Regions from separate parts of the Mus musculus genome. Here region 2 is linked to region 1. A link is a contact called in ENCODE Hi-C or POLR2A ChIA-PET data. All regions are on one chromosome and are shown on one strand. Each heading gives the region's core, a stretch centred on a gene start or an enhancer-like site at or near the end of the contact. The rest is flanking DNA. Distances are from core to core; before and after follow the strand shown. Region 1 holds the start of Myl12a (myosin, light chain 12A, regulatory, non-sarcomeric). Region 2 overlaps Myom1 (myomesin 1).

What was found. A loop is a pair of places that touch in the nucleus more often than their neighbours do. ChIA-PET counts read pairs that join two places held with the same protein, here RNA polymerase II (POLR2A).
Region 2: a map of heart shows a loop between it and region 1 (1.9-fold over the local background). The contact joins the enhancer-like site here to the promoter of Myl12a in region 1. A Hi-C loop is called at or near these places in 5 of 37 maps with a recorded cell type or tissue (gastrocnemius and heart). POLR2A ChIA-PET finds 5 or more read pairs at or near these places in 3 of 5 experiments (Patski and embryonic stem cell).

Annotation. Positions count from the first base shown.
Region 1 is chr17:71,000,955-71,005,876 of GRCm38, reverse strand. Myl12a (myosin, light chain 12A, regulatory, non-sarcomeric) reads left to right here and starts at 3,344. Exons shown (of 4, transcript NM_026064.2): 1 at 3,344-3,769. It also overlaps a transcript of Myom1 not described here.
Region 2 is chr17:71,036,417-71,041,172 of GRCm38, reverse strand. Myom1 (myomesin 1) reads right to left here. Exons shown (of 37, transcript NM_001083934.1): 4 at 4,650-4,756; 5 at 3,800-3,957. Among named protein-coding and RNA genes, the nearest start is that of Myom1, 19 kb to the right of the region's middle. Within about 2 kb of position 2,237, at least 1 of the 3 ENCODE cell types and tissues checked has a DNase peak (open chromatin) inside an H3K27ac peak, as active enhancers do; it is heart, where a contact is called at or near this core.

The DNA of each region.
Region 1 (4,922 bases), core at 2,095-4,594:
ATGAAATCATCGGTCCATCTAAACAGCATTATTACATGAAAGTACATCTTCATATTGATCCTCAGGAAATTTGTCCAGTAGGGTGGGCTGATGTCCAGGAATCACTAGGCTATGTAATAGTGGCAGGAAAGGCACATCAGCAGCAAGAAGCCATCTGGGATGAAGTCTCTGGGTCCATGCCTCTCCAGAGTGCACCCATCACAGTCATGCAAAATGATGGACCACCTCCAGATAACTCATTGTTCTGCCACAGCCTTTCCTACATGGCTGTGCCAAAGGACAGCTTGTGGAAGTTAGTTCTCTCCTTTTGCCATGTGGGTCCCAGGAATTTAACTTGGGTCACTAGATCTGGTGGCAGGCTGAGCCATCTTGCCAGCCCTTATATAAATTTCCTACTATAAGTTTCAGCTACAACTCTGAAAGCCACTAGAAGTTGGGGAAATGGCTGATATGCCTATAACTGCAGCAGTGATGGGCAGACACGGGCAGGGGAGCAGGGGGTGGTAGGCGGGGGTGTGGGGACTCCCCAGGCTTGCTGGCTGGGCAGCCTAGTACAAACAGGGAGCTTCTGATTCAGGGAGAGACAGAGTGATAGAGGAAGACATCGGACATCTTGCTCCATCTGCATGCTAATGCACAGTGTGCACCTGCACAATGAGTTACAGATACCATTTACACCATACCACCCCCCACATATACACACAATCCCATAGACAGCGTTTAAAAGCCACTCTTGAAAAATCTTCTTTTTTAAAAAAGATTTATTTATTTATCTTATGTATATGAGTATACACTGTAGCTGTACAGATGGTTGTGAGCCTTCATCTGGTTGTTGGGAATTGAATTTAGGACCTCTGCCTGCTCTTGTCAACCCCACTCGCTCAGTCCCTGCTCGCTCTGGCCCAAAGATTTATATATTATTATAAATAAGTACACTGTAGCTGTCTTCAGATACACCAGAAGAGGATGTCAGATCTCATTGTGGGTGGTTGCATAATGTGGTTGCTGGGATTTGAACTCAGGACCATCGGAAGAGCAGTCAGTGCTCTTACCCGCTGAGCCATCTCACCAGCTCTGAGAAATCTTCTTTTAAAGCAATAAGTGTCTTAGTTTGGGATTTATTGTGAAGAGACACCATGACCAAGGCAACTTTTATAAGGACAACATTTCATTGGGCTGGCTTACAGTTTCAGAGGTTCAGTCCATTATCATCAGGGCAGCGTCCCGGCAGACACTGTGCTGGAGGAGCCAAGAGTCTGGATCTGAAGGCGACCAGGAGAGGCTGTCCTCTGCGGTAGGAGACTGTCCTCTGCGGTAGCTAGAGGAGACTGCCTTTCCACATTAGGTGGAGCCTGAGCATAGGCGACACAAAGCCTACTCCAACAGTGATACACTTCCTCCAACAAGGCCACACCCACTCCAACTAGGTCTTACCTAATAGTGCCACTCACTCCCTGTGCCAATCGCATTCAAACCACCCACAGTAAGCAAGGAGCTGGAGAGGTAGCTTAGCAGTTAAGAGTACTGGCTGTTCTTGCAGAGGTTTTGGCTTCAATTCCCAGCACCCACATATATGGGATCTGATGCCCTCTTCTGGTGTGTAGATGTACATGCAGTTGAATATCCATATACACAAAAGAAATAACTGAAATTGTAAATGATCTCATTTCACCAGAAAGCCTTGTAAGGCGGGCTGGAGGGATATCAGAAAATTAGGCCTCAGGTCAACCCAGGGACTTGCTCTCCGAGTTACACAGCTTGCTAAAGGAAAGATATGGGGCAGAACCCAAACTGTCAAACTTGGAGTAAAAAGGACTCACCTGCTGTTTCATGAAGAGTTCTGTTAGGTTACAAAAGAACAGGCTCGTAGATGTCAGAGGCCTTCAGAAGTGGGTGTAGTCATTAGAACTTCATATCAGACATTACACTATGCAGACTTCCTTTTCCACCTTGATTTGATATGTCCATGGTTATCTATGGCAATGAATACAGGGTGAACAGAAACCAATTTCATATGAGCTGGGTTCTTTGCCCCTCCAGAGGACCTGACACACTTCTCTCTCCTCTTTCCTCTATCAACTCCTAGAATCGGCACAATTGCCCTCTGGGACATCTTCCACTAGTCCCCAGGTAGGTTTATTTGCTCTTCTGTAACTTATTCATATTTGTTTCCTTGTAGATCTCCGCCCTTTCTCTTCCATCCCACAACCCAGTCCCGAGGTAGCAACTGTTCATTTTAAAACAGGCAAGCCAGAGCCTTCCCCCTCCTCCCACAGCACTTACCAGTCTAAACCTATTGATTCATTTGGCAAGGACATATCAGGCAGCTCCTAGAGAAGCAACAAGGTCCCGTTTTCCAGCTGAGGTGGGACGGATAATGCCCATCCTGAAAAGGGGTTTTGGTGTTCTCCTTCTGGACAGGGAGCTGAGGAAGGCCTAAGCTTTCCAGGGTGACAGGCCACCTCCTCGTAGAGGCATTAGGGCATTGCTGCACTGCCTCAGAATCCACGGTCTCTGACTGCTCAGACCTCTGAGTTTGTACTGTCATAGCCAGCCACCAGCTGTGTCCCCAGTCTTCCTTAAAAGTCATGTTGGGCCCCTTAAAGTCCCTGAAGATGAAGAACACACTCTTAAAGACCTTGGTGTAGGGAGCTGGAGATGAAGTACCCAGTTATTTGTATTTGTACAAGTATCAAAGGGAGAAAAATTTTGTTTCTGACATCTGTAGGATTAGGACATTTTCCCCCTCAGCGGCTCTGCTTTTGAGTTAACTTCAAACCATATCACTGATTAATGGGAGGAATGTTTCTTGAAGAAAACATCCAGTCTTGGGGATACGAATCCCGCCAGGCTCGTAATAATCTCTCTTCCTTTAAATAAGAACTATTGTTAGCAGCTGCTCCACGCAAGGAGACCCGGCGGGTAAATTGGTCCAGCACTTTATTCCAATTACATCATTCACCCTCGAGCGACATAGGTGGAGCAAGCAGGAGTCACCATCAGGGTAAAGGGGGACTCTTGTAGAAAGTTCCAGAGAACGTTTGGGAAGAGGGCAATCGATATTGAATTCATGAACTCTTAAGTGGACCAAAGAGACAGCGCGGCGGCGGCCCTGAAACTTCAGTGTTTCCTCCCGCGTGGGAAGCGTGAAGAACTCCATAAAAAACTCCCACGCTGCCCAGACCCAGAGGCGCTGACCTAGACAGTGAGTCACCCTAGCTTCCTGCGCAGGCGCGCTCCAGCTGCGGGGCGAGGGGAGGCCCCGGGCTCTGGGGGGCGGGGCCAGGGCCAGTCACGTGACGTCCGCGGCCCGGCTCCTCAATTGCCCTAAAAGGACTTAGACGGGGGTCCCCGCCTCTCGCCGCGCTCTGGAATGCGGGCAGAGGGAGAGCTCCGGGCCAGGCGCAACCATCTGCTGACAGGGGGGAGGGCGCAGAATCACAATTCTAAAAGAGACGGGAGAAAGAGGAAGAGCCGGTGATTAGACCGAGAGACCCTCCACAGGATTCTTTAAGCCCTACTCCGCGTCCCGGACTCCCCGTCGGCGCCCCACGCCTGCCATCCGCTCTGTCACCTTCCCCGAGGCGCCCCCTCCCGTCCGGGCTGGCGCACCGAGGCGAAGGAGCATGGCCGCTAGGCTTCCTTCCGGTTCGCGAGCGGAGGCCGGAAGTGGCCGTACTGCGGAGTCTGGAAAGTTAGAAAGTCTGGGAGGGCGGCAGCGGCGGAGCTTCGCGGAGACGCTCACTCTCGGTTCTCGCGGCTGAGCAGGGTGAGTGGTGCTGGCCGCGGCGCGGGGCGGGGGCGGCTCGGTCCGGCCCGGGAAGGTGTCCCCGCGGGGCGGCGGGGACCGGCGGGAGCCGCGGCTCGGGGAGCGTACCTGGGCATGTGTGCGCGAGCCGGGGGAGAGCTGGAGCGAGCTGGGGGCGGCCGGGGCGCAGACCCCGCTCTGCTTCCCACACTAGGAACTTGGGAAATGTTGCTTAGCTCGCCGGCGCCGCGCGCCTTGGATCCTTGCCTCCCCGCGAAACCAGAGAGCCCCAGAGAGCTGACTCCGGAGCTCTGTTGAGTTGCTAACGTAAACTTGCCGGGATCGAGGAGGGAGTGTGCGGATAAAACCGTAAGATAGCACCGCCACCCTCGGCAACTGTCGTCGCAGCTGCGCGGCTATGTGTAGTAGCAAGACCCTGTTCAGATATACAACTCTAGTGTGCGCCCCTCTAAGTAAAACTTTTTTAAAGCGGTATTTGAACAGAGAGGAGATTTAGAGCTTCTTTTGCCTGTCGAGGGGGCTAAGTCGACTCTACAGAGGAGTGTTATTAAGAGTCTTTCAGTAGGCGTATAAACTATATTATAGATCTTTAGAGATCTTTTAAGATTTTAACATCTGAAGTGCAGACGTTGTATCAAAAGGTGACGAAAGCGAATCTTCACTAAAATTGCTGATATTTTCTTTTTTTTCTGGATGGCCTTTGATGAGGATTAATTAGAAAGGTATTTTGTCTTCAAAAGTGAGGTGTAGTTGACAAGTCGATCCTGGCGACTAATGACTTTTAAAAGGTGCTCAAAACTTTTTTTGGGTGTGGCTGTGGGAAGATCCAAGCTGACTGTCAACCGGAAGTGTGCCTAAGAAATAAAGACTTGGTTTTCCTTGAAACTGAAATACCAACTTTTAAAAACTGAGTCTATCCCCTCCCCCACATCTCATCTAGTAAGAAATGCACTGATTAAATAATAGAGATTTGATCTGGACTTCGAAGCAGGCCAAATACCTGAGGTTTTGAAATGGGAGTATTTGGAAGGATATATTTACTAGTTTTAAGAGAGCTTTTTTATTAAAAGGTATTAACTAAGTATGCTTAGTTTAGATGTTCTGTTAAGAATTTCTATCTTTTACATCTATTACAAGTTTAGGCACGTGAGAT
Region 2 (4,756 bases), core at 988-3,487, 36 kb before region 1:
TCCTAAGTTGCTAGGCCTTTGGTGATGGGGAACTCTCTGCATGTGATATACATTCCCTTCTGTTCCCACTCCCGAGGGAGTTATGGGTGTATTGCCAATGCTCAGCGTTGGTTAAATCGAACTGAACTGTTATATGATAAAATAGTTAAATTATAGCTTCCTCTTTTTCACTAAAGAAATCAAGTTCTGGGAAACACACACCTCAGGCTACAGGTGACTTTGAACGAGTGCACACGAAAAGAGTAAGTTTCCCTCAGCTCTGAAATGAAGCCGATTGTTCTAGCTCAAGGGTCGCAGCTGGATGGCAGGCATGCTGTAGGATTCTCTCCCTACTCAGAACACATGGCTGCCTCTCTGCTTCCTGAAAGCCTGGAAGTGGCTTCAGACAGTGGTCTCAATACAGAGCTCTCAGCCATGGGGACGTGTGGTCAGAGACAGCTATCTGCAGCTCTTAATCTCAAAGGCTCCCATTTCCGTGAGCAAAGCGGGTAAGAGTTCTGATGAGATAGCTTTGGCTCAGCTGGGCATCTCCTGCCTCCTTGGGTTTCGTGGTGGTGGCTGTGGCTGTGGTAGCTGGGTGTTGGGTTTGGTTTCCACATCCTGAAGGGTTTTCAGTAGCTCTTCCCAGTGCAAGGGAATTGATGTGACACTAAACATTGTGTCATGTGCTGCCTGACCAAATGACTGAGCGATACTCAGGTTGGCTTCAAGTCAACAATGCTGTTCATATCTCTATAAAGTTTGCAATAAAGCACTATTTTTGCAGCTCCCACACACTGGCACCACTCGGCTTAGCACCTTTACGGCTTTTCCAACTAAATATTCACAGTTCTTCCCGTGTGACCACCTGGCAAAGGAAACTGGTTTAAAATACACAAGGCTTGTCTGTGGAATGCCAAAGGCCTCGAGAAAGGAACTCCTGGTTAAAGCCAGAAGGACTAAACCAGAGAGCACTTTTGTTCTACTCTGCAGGGTTTGGGTCACTTGAGACTGTCTGCCTTTGGCATTAGGTCACAAGGGAAAGAAGGGGTTTGGCCTGCCCCCCACCCCCACACTTCACAGCTTGTTGTTTCTGGAAAGTGGAATTCCAAATTAGCCATTCATCAGCCGGCTATGGAGAGTAATCTGCCCCCTGGGATTGCTTCCCAGAGGTGTAAATGCTTTGTGTGTACAGCACTCCCCTAACCTTCCCATGCCGTCTCTGAAGCGCTAACTAATGAGGGTCGCGTACTTCTGGAATAAGGCTCTACTGTCCCGTGACTTGGTTTAATGTGTTATGCACATTTCATCCTTATATACAAACGTCTGCCTTGCTGCAGAGCTCTAGTCGACGGGGAGGAGAAGGTAGGGAGAGCTCTTTGGTAGAGTGAAATTCAGTGAAACAAATATGCCCTGGGATCTTTTTCCTGTCACAATGTCCTGCAAGTTGAGATGACCGTACACACATTAAATCTCACAGTAAATGGGAATGCTGGTGGGAACCCAACTTAGACAAGCAGCCATCATCCACTGTAAAAACCAAGTATCTGGGACTGCAGAGTTGGCTCAGTAGTTAAGAGAGGAAATACAGTTAAAGCTAGCTTTAAAAAAACAAAACCAAAAAACCCACAACCAAACAATTTTCTCTTTTTACAAATTAACAATTTTTTGAGACAGGGTCTCATGGCTCCCAGCCTGGCCTTGAACTCTTTATAAAACTGAGGTTGACTTTGAATTTCCTATCCTCCGGTTTCCAACTCCTGAGTTGCGGGGGTGGGGGTGAGGGTGGGGGTCTCCCACCTTTAAACCAATAGGTGTTAGGCAAGTTATTGTATTAAATGGTCTATTAAACATTTCATTTTTCCCCACAATAGAAATATCTCCTCCATGTTGACTATAGAAATCTCTCCCCCACGACATCTTGCTTTACCACCCTGGTGTGTTGGTGTTCTCTGCAAGCAACTTTTCTACTGGACAAGAACACCCAAGTAAGACACTTTCTACTTCCAGTGTGATCTGGGAATGCCAACCACGTTCTGTACCTGGCCTTGCTGAGTGCTGCGTTTCTGCTGTGCAGCGTTCTCTGGGTAACCTCTAAGTTCCACTTAAATAGACATGACCAGTAATATGAGACTGGCCAGGAGGACAGCTGCTTCTGAGTTCCACTTAAATAGACATGGCCAGTGACATGAGAGTAGCCAGGAGAACAGCTGCTGCCTGCTCGCATTTGTTAGACCTCAGACTCTCATGACCTAACAGCAGCCAGTGGAAACTTGGAGCCAAACTGTCTTTGGAGAAGGCTCTGAGGGAACCAGAGCCCTGGTGCACTTGCTTCTTAGAGTCATGGCCCAGGACTTAGCTGCTCTCCATGAGGCAGCTCGCCTGTGCCAAGCACTCTCACAAATGCATTCCCTTAACCACCACCCCATATCTAGGGCCCAAGATTTCTCTCACTTTTATATTTGGTGCCAGTGCCAGGAAGCTGCAGGCAGGCACCAAAGAATCCTGAATGTCAACAACATGATCACTAACCACTCTGGGTCTCACCTGGTAATGAGTTCTCTGCTCTGTGAGGAAGAGGATGTCTGTGAAAAATACACAGCTTGCACCCATATTGTGACAGAGATTAGAATTCTAGCAGATGCTTCTTAGAAAAGGCACCGTGTCCAAGGAGAGACACAAACTCCATGAAGAACCTCTTCCCTGAGGTGGGTTTACCATCCTCTCTGGGAGAACCTTAAAACCACTTCGGTCTAGTGTTTCTTTTGGTAATGTGGCCCCCAAATGGTAGAACTTCTTGCTCCACATCCCTGGGTTTAGCCCTGTTATCACCAAAGCCAACTGTTAGTGTGTGGACACTGATTCTCAACATTCCTATTTGCCCAGAGACAACTCTTGCTCTCAGGATCATGGACAGGACTCTCCCACCAAGCCATCCTGCAGCCCACTCGGAAACAGAACCATTTCTTAGTTGCTCCCCATTCTTCGGTTCTGAATGGCATTTTCCCCTGAGTATGAAAGAGGAGACTTCCACTGGAGCATCCTGCTTTTCCCTCCTGGAAGAACTGGTGTCAAGATCAAGTCTCAGTGAATGGTGCCCTCTGTCAAGTGAAGGGAAGGGAAGTGATAGAGATGGACACTATCTGAGTTTTAGCTTTTGGGTACAAATACATATTCATGTGTGCATGTGTGTGTGTGTGTGTGTGTATATTATATACAAGTATGTACAAATGTGTGTGTGTATTATACATAAGTGTGTACAAATGTGTGTGTGTGTGTATTATACCTAAGTGTGTACAAATGTGTGTGTGTGTGTGTGTGTGCGCGCGCGCGCGCTCGAGTGCATGTGAAGGTCACATCAACATCAAGTGTCTTCTTCAATTACGATCCGCCATACTTTTGAGATAAGGTCTTTCACTGAACCTGGAGCTTCATGGTTTGTCTAAACGAGGATCAGGGCTCTTCCCATCGCCACCTATTTGGCTCTGGGATTACAGGAGCACCCAGCTTCCTACGTGGGTGCAGGAACCCAAACCCAGGCTGTCATGTTAGCACGGCAAACACTTAGCCGACTCTCCTAGTATTGTGATTATAAAGTATTAAGATGTAGAATCTGTATGCAAGGACCATTTATTTGTCCTTCCCATGGGTAAAACTGTCTCGACGCTTTAACTCTTTTGAAAGCATATGCAAACATATACAAGCACATACAACATAGATACCTGTGTTGATTCTGGCACATGGCTAACCCAGCATGCTTTCTCTAAATGTGAACGTAAGTTGGCAATCAGTTCTCCTAGCTTCCACAAAGCAAACATACCACGTGAGCCGAGGCTCTGGCCACCCTGCTACAGAGCAGTGCAACTTCACATTCTCCTTCTCCCAAACTGTGTGAGAACGAGGCTTAATGATAAACTCAGGAGCATGAAGGAGATGGTCTTCATTTAGCTTGCCGTGATATGTTTGGGTCTCTTCTAACTGAAAAAGCAAGCAAGGAAACAACAAGCACACGTTTTAAAAATGCTACCACGTGAAATTTCCTTCTAGTGCTAACATAACACGGAGAAAGCCAAAATTTTACTTTTGCTTTGTTTTTTGTTTTTGAGAGAGATTCTTATATAGTCTAGGCTGGCCTCAAACTCACTTTATAGTCAAGAATGACTTAAATTTCTGAGCTTTATGATTTTATATCTTAAGTTCAAGAATTACAGGCACCCATTATCATGTCCGAGTTCATGGCTTGATGGGGATTCATCCTGTGGCTTTAGGCGTTATGCAAGCAGTATCAACTTACTACACTCTCAGAGCTAATTTTTACATTTTGATACTTATTTTTACAGTCGGGTAGAACAATTTTTGATTTAAAAAATGGGTTTGGTTATTTAAAACCCTAAGATTGAGCAATGTTCCTAGAGTGGATTTCTAGCGTGGCTTCGGAAACATACTTAAATCTTTCAGATCTGAAATGCCATGAAGTTTGGGGTTCCAAAGCATGCTTTTGTTTGACCTACATATCCCAACGTCTTTTCTCCTTGTTTCTGTTAGCTTTGTTTCCCAGTACCACATCGTTCTGCCCTTGAGACAAACTAGTCCATTTATACACATGTGCTCACACACAGCCCATGAAACACTTTTGCCCTCGTCTAAATAGCCTGAAATTAGCTCCTTACTGTTTTCTTCAGTGACAGCTCTTCCGCCTTTTCTCGAATTGCAATGTTCCTCGACTTCTTTTCAAACGTTTCCTCTCGTTGAAGGGTGGACGTGGTCCGTTTGGAGG